2 separate regions of the Mus musculus genome follow, and region 2 is linked to region 1. Evidence: chromatin loops called from intact Hi-C (ENCODE). Cell type or tissue: left cerebral cortex. All regions are shown on one strand. Links, peaks and the distances in the headings refer to the core of each region. The heading gives the core; the rest is flanking DNA.

Region 1 (4,713 bases), core at 1,371-3,870:
TGTTATTAGTTTTGCTCCTTGTCTAGATTTCAAGTCACAAGGACCTACCCAGATACATGCGTTCTATACAGGTCAGATCTGAGATACACCCAAGGGGAGGGAGAAGCCTACAGTTAGGAGTAAAATGCTCTTCCAGAGAACAAGCTCAGCTTCTGGCACTCATGTCAGACAGCTTACAACCACCTAAAATTCCATCTCCAGAGGGTTCTGAAGCCCTCTGTACAAGCACCCATGTGCACAAACCCACACACAGACACATAGTGAAAAAATAACAAGTCAACGTTAAATAATATATTCAAGTATTAAATAATATACAAAAACTTAAAACCTCAAACCCCCAAACAAAAATGTTTCTAAATCTATGGCTACCCTACTGTCTTAGTCAGGGTTTCTATTCCTGCATCATGACCAAGAAGCAAGTTGGGAAGGAAAGGGTTTATTTAGCTTATACCTTCAAACCACTGTTCATCACCAAAGGAACTCAGGACTAGAACTCAAGCAAGCCAGTAAGTAACATCCCTCCATGGCCTCTGCATCAGTTCCTGCTTCCTGTCCTGCTTGAGTTCCAGTCCTGACTTCAGTAGTATATTCAGTAGTATGGAAAAGTAAGCTGGATAAACCCTTTCCTCCCCAACTTGCTTCTTGGTCATGATGTTTGTGCAGGAATAGAAGCCTGACTAAGACACTACTTAAAGTGGTGCTGTTTAATCTATTTCTACTCACTTATTAATCTTTTTCCACTAAACCATAACAAAACTTCTAAAAACTTGAGTCTCTTGGAGTTAAAAGAAAAAGTACCCAGTACTATTGCCATCAGAAACCAGATCTAGTTTGTGCTATTAAAAAAATGTTAATTATGTGTGTACCCATGTAAGGGAGTGTAGGTGCCTATGGAGCACAGAGGGTAGACTCTCTGGGATTACAGTTACAGGTAGTGTGAGGCGCCCAACATGGGTTCTGGGAACTGAACTCTGATCCTCTGGAAGAGCACTATACGCCATCTCTAGCCCCTCGTACACTGGTTTCAATTTACCTACTGTGTATTTTTTAAGCTCCTGATGCTGCCTCACCACATATACACAGCATAAAGTTATTTACACCCCTTCTTAAAGTCCTGATGACTGCTTCTGCCCCTATGTCAGAATATACTCTTCCTTCCAAGGAAAACTATCAGAATTCGCATCATCCTACAGTTCTCTATGGTCTAGTGAGACTCACTCACTGGCCTTACAGTCCGTGTACATCCTTATTCCAGAATCACTGCTGAGCCTGCTTTCTAATGGAAACGTCCTCTATTTAGCCTATATCACTGCCCACAGAAATTCTGTTTAAAAAAAATAAATCAGACAAAATACCCCATGAAGTATTTCACGGTTTTAAAACCCTTACAGTGACGTAATTTGAAATCAACTTTGTCTCTAGTCTGATCAAACATCATTCTTTGACAGCTTTTTAAGGTTTCTTAGCAGTCCCTCTAGGTAAGAGTCTCGTATGGCCACTCATCTCACTGCTGTTATTGGGAAGGAGACTGAGATTAAGATTATGTCACGCTTGACCACATTACTCACAGAACCTAGTGTCTTATTATACAAGATCTGCTCAAATTTTTATTAAATAAAGAAAGCTTATTTAATTGAACTAAGGATGAAATTCTAAAGTGATGTCACACTATAAAACCTCGTTTCTTAAAACTACTATTGCCAAGGCTTTAAGCTGGAGAATTAAATACATGCATACATTTATTTCTTGTCCCCAAAGTCATTTGAAAATCACAGTCAACTAGATGCACACAGCAAAGAAAAACAACAAGCTTCTATATAACAGCTTAATAACAGTATAGGAATAAATGAGGAATGGTATCTCAAGTCACTGCCTTTGTGACCCACAGAGTAGGCAGGGAAAGAGCTACCTGAAGATCTGCCTATCAGAACTTTCCACAGCATACATGTACACAGACAAATAAACTAAGAAAGGGATGCCTGGAGGTTAGGAGACTGAATTTCTGTTCAAAGATCTGTCATTCTCTAACACCATGCAAGGGAATAAGCGGACTGCTCTTAAATTTAGGATTCTGCTTCCAACTTACCAAACCCTTTTGTTGGTTTCTGCTTCTGCAAAGCCTGACTAGTTGGTAGTTCTCACTAAACAAAGTGGGCCATTTACTTGGTTTTGAAGCCTCATTTCTAAATATAAACATAATTAAGGAGAACCAGACATTCAAAGAAAGTCTGCAGCACCAAAAATGCCATAGAACTTATATTCCCAAACAATGAAATAAACCAAGGAACAAAAGTGAAGAAACAGCTCATGGTGGACTGTGAAGTTAGTTACTGCATGTAACACGGTTTCACTCTTCACCTTACCAGTCTCCATCACGGACACTGACATGACTCATTTGTGTAACGTAGCAACTGTAGGCTGAGGTGCTGACATATCCAAACCCACAGCGCTGCCCAAGCTTTGTTATAGTAATGGCAGAGCTATTAATAAAGGTTCGGCACTGAGTCTTCTTCTCAGTCTGTAAGTGATCTCATCCACACTGTGGCTCATCAGATGCTTCACCAGGGCTCCCACAATATTCTAAACTCGGCTCTTCATGCTTTGTCACTCAGCTTCCATTTTCTCTCCCTAGATTGTAAGCAAGGTCTACTGCTTGTTACTAATCTAAAACCACTTACTCCTGTCTCTACTGTCACCATCCTAGTCCCAAGTCATCTAATGCCAGCTCATCCAATAATCATAGGCTTCACGCCTTCCTTTTATCTCCTTTCAATGCATCTGTAAAAGCCTTAGGCAGCTAATCAGTTTTCTTTCATACTTGGTAAAATTACTGTTTCTAACAAGGTTCTCTTCGTTTATTCTTCCTTCTGCTTCATCTCTTACTTTCATATTACAATTAAATAGTCCTCTTGACCGTTCATTTTATAGTCTCCCTTTCCACACTTATCAGTTGATTGCTTTAGCATTTATTACAACTAAAATGTTAATTTTCTTAAAATTACCTATTGCATGTATCTTTCCTATGTTAGCTTCAGGAAGGTAGAGGTACATGAATTTTGCTATGTGCAAGAAAGATATGCAGTAAATTTTGTTTTGTTTTGATGGGGTTCTGGCTGGCCTGAACTCCCTATATAGATTAGGATAGCTTTGCACTTGTAACAATCCTCCTGCCTCTGACTCTGCTTACTGGGGTTAGAAGTTTGTGTCACTATGTCTGAGTCAGTATTTGCTGATTAAATAATGGCTGTGCTGCAGGCCACAGACTTTGTATATTAACCAAAAGACAATTTGACAAGAAACATTAGAACAAGACAGTTATTAAAATTTAAACATTTGAGCCTCTAAAATAGTATGCCCCTTACTACCTTATTAATTACTAAACTACATTAATTTAAAATGTACCCATTTTTCCTAGACTTTAAGATAATATGTTATCAGCCACTAGCTACTAACTCTTTTAGTAGGAACTTTAGAGCAGTGTTTAAAATTAGTCCTCTTGACCTACATTAGCAGTTTATAACTAGCTTCTATAGTTTATTAGCTCTAAACTCCATCAAAATTTTATTACTTTTGATGTGCTCAGTGACAGGTATAGGCACATGGTTACAGCTTCCTCACTAAGCTGGCTGCGATAAAATGTCATTAGTTTCTCTGAACCAACCCTATAACACAGGCCTCCTCCAAAAATGTCTTACAGTAAAGCTACTTTAAATATTGTTCAACCTGTATTTACTAATTGAACTTATCACTGTATTTCTTCTATTATAAAGACTATAACTTCTTGTATCTCGGGTCTCTCAGAGACCAGTCTGTACAGGAGAGTGCATGGGCTGCTTTAGAAACAACAGAACTTCTTGGACAGGATCCCTTCAGGCCTTCATCTTCAGCCAGGAGGTGGAGCTGAGTTCCAGACCTCTGTGCACCTTCCCTGCCAGAGGAGAGCTTGTCTGCAGAGAGTGCTCTGACCCCTGGAACTCAGGAGAGAGTTGGACTCCCAGGAGTGCTGACAGAGGCTAACAGAATCACAGGAGGAACAAGCTCCAGCCAGAGACAGTTAGAACATCTAACACCAGAGATTACCAAATGGCTAATGGCAAGTGTAAGAATCTTACTAACAGAAACCAAGACCACTTGGTATCATTGGAACCCAGTATTCCCACCACAGCAAGTCCTGGATACCACAACACACCCGAAAAGCAAGGTTTGGATTTAAAATCATATGATACTGGTAGAGGATTTTAAGGACATTAATAACACACTTAAAGAAATAAAGGAGAACACTGCTAAACAGGTAGAAGTACTTAAAGAGGAAGCACAAAAATTCCTTAAAGAATTACAGGAAAACACTGCTAAACGGGTGATGGAATTGAACAAAACCATCCAGGATCTAAAAATGGAAGTAGAAATAATAAAGAAGGCCCAAAGGGAGACAACTCTGGAGATAGAAAACCTAGGAAAGAAGTCAGGAGCCATAGATGTAAGCATCACCAACAGAATACAAGACATGGACGAGAGACTCTCAGGTGCAGAAGATTCCATAGGAAACATGGACACAACAATCAAAGAAAATGCAAAATGCAAAAAGATCCTAACTCAAAACATCCAGGAAATCCAGGACACAATGAAAGACCAAACCTAAGGATAATAGGTATAGATGAGAAGGAAGATTTCCAACTTAAAGGGCCAGGAAATATCTTCAACAAAATTATAGAA
Region 2 (4,713 bases), core at 1,582-4,081, 150 kb after region 1:
TGAGCGAAGACCCCCTGCTACAGGGAGGATTCAGAACTGCATCACTGGGAAGGAGCGGTTAATAAAGGTTCCCGTAAAACAGACTGTTGAGAAGGATCTGGCGTGGATTCAGAACTCTTCAGCTGGGGAACGGTACTGATGAAGAGAAAGAAGAAAGATGAAGACTGAATAAACTGCTGTTAGAAGGACTGGTGGTCGCATCGTTCTTGCTGGTCGAGAGCAGGCGCGACAATTGGTGGCCCGTACGGGGAACCGACTCCCCCACCGAGTTCAGAACTTTCAGCAGTCAGTGGTTGCCGGCAGGGTAAGTTCACGGTGAGTGAAACTTGCGACCCCAGGAGTTTGGGAAGGACCTCGGATAAAATAGAGGCAAGCATAAAGTTGCCAGGAAGCAGGCACAAGGTAACAAAAGGTTCCTGGTTTTGGGATAAGTTAAGGTTCCTGGCTTTGGGACAAGTTAAGGTTCCCTGTTTGGGGACAAGTTAAGGAACTATGATAACCTCAGTGTAGTGATCAATAGATCCTCGCTGTGTAGTTATGCTTTTTTCTCCCATTGACCCTTTGTGGGTAGGTCTGATAGTTTTGGTCTTGTTTGTTCTGATATATGGACTCTGTTACTGTTTGAAATTGTGTGTAGAGGCAGTCAAGACAGGTCAGAAAATCCTTACAGAGCAACAAGAAAGTATGTCAGAAGAGGAAAAGGGCTTAAAAAGAAAAAGGAAAAAGAAAGGAGACACAGTGTTATCAGGTGGACAGAAAGGACAAAATAAAAGAGCTGAGGCGGAGGAGGAAGGCGAATTAGCTTCTGCGCCTCCTCCCTATGCCTCCTCAGCAGCCACCTGTAGGTGGACCTTCTGTCCGGAGATTTGGAGAGGATCGACCAGATCAGGTGTTGATGTGGGCGAGAGGGTCTGTTTGTGTGTTTCCACAGGACCAGACGGAACCTCTTTGGGTGCTGGAGAGGTTGGTGAGACGCTGCAAGAATGAGGCTCCTGATCCAGTTGCCCCTGTGGATGTGGTGGATGGTCCCACAAGCACAAACGATGGAGCCAAGATGGGAGATCCTTTCAGTGTTCCAGAAGCCGATACCAGCTCGACATGACGTTCACATTTTTCCATGCCTTTTTGATCCCTGAATTTCCCTTAAAGATATAGCCCCTCTGGCCATCTATCCCTTGCTTCAGGGAAGATGAGCGGGGATGAGAGCCCTGGGATGTATGCTTGTTATAGTGTGTGTGTGTTTTGTGTTTGGCACATGTGTTAGGTGCAGAGTGTGCGGCCCGCACTTTCGCCATGGTAGCATAGGCTTTTGCTGCAGTGGAGGCGGGACAATCTCCTCAGATTCGGTTTGCCGCTCTAAAAGAAATTATGCTGCGTTATGCCGTGGGGTGCGAGGCTAAGCACTGCACAGAGGATAGCTTGCTGTTGGCATCCTGTGGAAGGCATGTCTGATTGCATGAAGGTTCAGTGTCCTAGTTCCCTTCCCTCAGGAAAAATGACACGGGAGCTGGCCAAGACCTCTCTGGGTGATGAGCCTAAGGGATGGTTTTGTGTAGGGCCCCTATGCTTGCACACTGGGGATCAGACCTCTACCTTCACCCATGAGGCTTGCTTGCAGCAATTAAGATCTGGCCATAGATTAATCAACATCCTGGCCTTTTGATGCACCTGCCACAAGCAAAACACAATCTCCCCAGGAGTGGCTTGGCATGATTAAGAGGTAGTCAGTGATAAGACTCCCTGGGCATGTCACCAACCTAAGACAGGGATCAAACCAATGCTGTTTGTCACCCAAGGACGGGTAAGGGGCATGGCTGCTGGGGGCTATCTACAGACATTCTCTCTGCCAAAAAAGAAAAAAGGGGGAATTGTGGGGAGCGGGTGTGGCGGCAGTCCCAAAGGCGCCAGGGACTGCAGCTAAGTCATATGACTTGCACCTGACTTCCTCACACAAGACACAAACATCTTGAGTGCTGCGCAGGTGTACCAGGATACAGGTGAATCCAATTTGGTGGAGATTTGCCCCTGCTGCCCTGATTAGCTGAAGCTGCGTGCCTGGTGAGGTGGCGTGGCCTGCTGTGTGTGGATGGGAACTGAGAGTATAAAAGAGTGAGAGGCCCGGGTTAGAGGGAGGATTGTTATTCTAGAGAGGATTGTTATTATTGGGAGATATAAACAAGGGAGATATAAGCAGGGGAGATATAAAAACAAGGGAGATATAAACAGGGGAGATATAAACAAGGGAGATATATAGAGAAAGAAGAAACAGGACTGAATAAACGTGTGCAGAAGGATCCTGTAGCAGCGTCGTTCTTCCTGGCCTGTTGGGGGCGCGCGCGACAGTTGGTGCTGAAACCCGGGAAAAGAAACATCTTCAGGCATGAGCGAAGACCCCCTGCTACAGGGAGGATTCAGAACTGCATCACTGGGAAGGAGCGGTTAATAAAGGTTCCCGTAAAACAGACTGTTGAGAAGGATCTGGCGTGGATTCAGAACTCTTCAGCTGGGGAACGGTACTGATGAAGAGAAAGAAGAAAGATGAAGACTGAATAAACTGCTGTTAGAAGGACTGGTGGTCGCATCGTTCTTGCTGGTCGAGAGCAGGCGCGACACCCCACCTTGTGTCTGTCAGTCATTCTGTAACCCTGGGCAACTAAACGTGATGGAACATAAGAGAACAGAATTTAAATCCAGTGTGGTACAGTTTGGGTTAACGGGAGCAATGCATGGCTCGGGCTTTAGGTAGGCATTCAGTACCTGTTATCATTATTCATGGGCCTGGTGAGAAGGAGCCCTCTCAAAGGTTTCTGCTATTTCCCACCACCATGAGGGACAACATATGTAAGGCCTCCCCTGTCTTCATCACTCAGCTGACTAAAGCCGATTCCAGGTTGTTCCCAAATACAAATAATTGTTTGATTTCTTCCTGCAGAATTCAGTTTTGAGTACAAGTTTAGAAATGTTACTTTTGGAAAGACTAAAAAAAAAAAAATCATCTTTGGATTGTCTGATGTGTCCAAAGGCCAGGGCTTCCTAGAGTCTCAGCTGAGACGCCTGGTGGCCCTTGGAGCCATTTGGCTTCTGAGAGCTATGATTCTGGCTAGCGGCTGAACAGCCTGGAGCAAAGGTGAGGAAGCATCGCCCCCTGGTGGCCGCCGAGCAGCTAGCCTAGTCGGAGCCGTGTGCCTGAAGTCTCCTGTTTATCCAGCACTGGACTGTGGACCAGGAAACGGTTTGTCTCTGCCAGTCCTTTTAGGAAATACCTGCTAACCTCCTAACTCCTGCCTCAGGACAGCTTTTTCTTTTTGGCAGACAATATAATAAACATCGCAGAAGACCTCTGTATAGAAGCAACCCAATTAAAAAAAAAACAAATCATGCAGTAAGGCAATGCGAGATGTAAGACTGACTCCTGTTCTGGGGCAATCCCAGCTCCCAAGGACACAGTAAACTCAGGAGCAGGTGGATGGTAACGCTGGTCGGGGTAATCACAGCTGTGACTCCAGGCAGCAAACTGCCCCACCCCCACCCCGATTTTGGCCAATGAGCCTTGACCAAATCTTGTAAACCTCATTTCCCAGGTTTCTTCCCCAAGGTCAGATTTTCCTTGGGAACACCAGATAGCGATTCATTTTTCTAGGCCAACAAGGGTTTTTTTGGTTTTTTGTTTGTTTGTTTGTTTTGTTTTTGTTTTTGTTTTGTTTTGTTTTTTTCTTCTCTGGGAGGTGATTTTAGAAGCTCATTCTGCTTCCAGCAGAGTCTCCCCACATTACGAGCAATTCCCGTGCCAGTTTGAAAGCTTGGGACATCCCCCAAGCCCCTGCCACAGTGCCAAATGCCTTCTGAATGAGTGGCCATCACCACACAGGGCACGTGTAGCACCTTGTAGCTCCCAGCCACATGGTAAGCAATGCTCACAGTGTTTACTGCTTCCTCCAGATTCCAGTTTTAGCTCGCTGCAAAGGTTGCAGAGGCAGGAAAGGGCTCTTTCCCAACAGGTGCAGTTTAATAACGCACACTTGAAACAGGTTTTTTAAAGGTCTCATAAATATCATTCATTATCACATCCAGGGACAACTTTCCCTTTCCCTGGAGCTCCTGAAGCCATCTGCTCAGCTTCACTGCAGATGGTGGTGTTTTTACTCCCAGGTAGGACCAAGGAGGTGCTGGCTGCCAGGCTCCCATAGTGAGAAGCAGGACAGAAAGATGCTTTTGAGATTGACTTCACAGAATTTGTCTAGGGAGACCAAAGGGTCTGTGCTTACAATTTGTGTATTAATCAGCTTTCTGATACTGCACCAAACACCTCATACTTAAAAGCCAAATATGATTTTTGTCTCACAGTTTTGGAGACATCAGCCCATGCTCACTGGTCCATTACCCTTGGGCTAGCAGGAAAGTTTGACCCCTAATTTATTTTAGGCACATTTAAGCACAGCATAAATTTGGTAAAAAAAAAAAAATTTATTCTGCTGATAATTAACTCAATCCTGTGTCCACAACAAAATATACACATACATACATTTCTTTAAGGAGCAAAGTAAACTAAATACAGATCAGACAGGACTACATTGAAACTCTTTGTAAAATCCATCAAGGCAGGTTCGACAGATTTACCGAGAAAAACAAATTTATGCAAAGGGTCTGGGGAAGGTCCGGTGCTGGAAGAGTCTCTAGCCACACAGTAGAGCCTAGGTCACTAGGGTAGTAAAC

What was found. Peaks named below come from ENCODE experiments on the same cell type or tissue, not always from the same donor. Only the 100,000 strongest peaks of a DNase experiment are listed, where the experiment ranks them.
Region 2: a loop joins it to region 1, with 2.5 times the contacts of the local background. A loop is called at or near these places in 2 of 42 quality-filtered maps.

What each region holds. Positions count from the first base shown.
Region 1 is chr1:166,207,054-166,211,766 of GRCm38, forward strand. All of the region lies in intron 8 of Mael (maelstrom spermatogenic transposon silencer), which reads right to left. Among named protein-coding and RNA genes, the nearest start is that of Mael, 29 kb to the right of the region's middle. In left cerebral cortex, for the core only: no CTCF peak of the experiment used is centred there; a DNase peak (open chromatin) is centred at 2,547.
Region 2 is chr1:166,357,221-166,361,933 of GRCm38, forward strand. No RefSeq gene overlaps it. Among named protein-coding and RNA genes, the nearest start is that of Tada1, 20 kb to the right of the region's middle. In left cerebral cortex, for the core only: a CTCF peak has its summit at 3,143 (motif pointing left); a DNase peak (open chromatin) is centred at 3,136.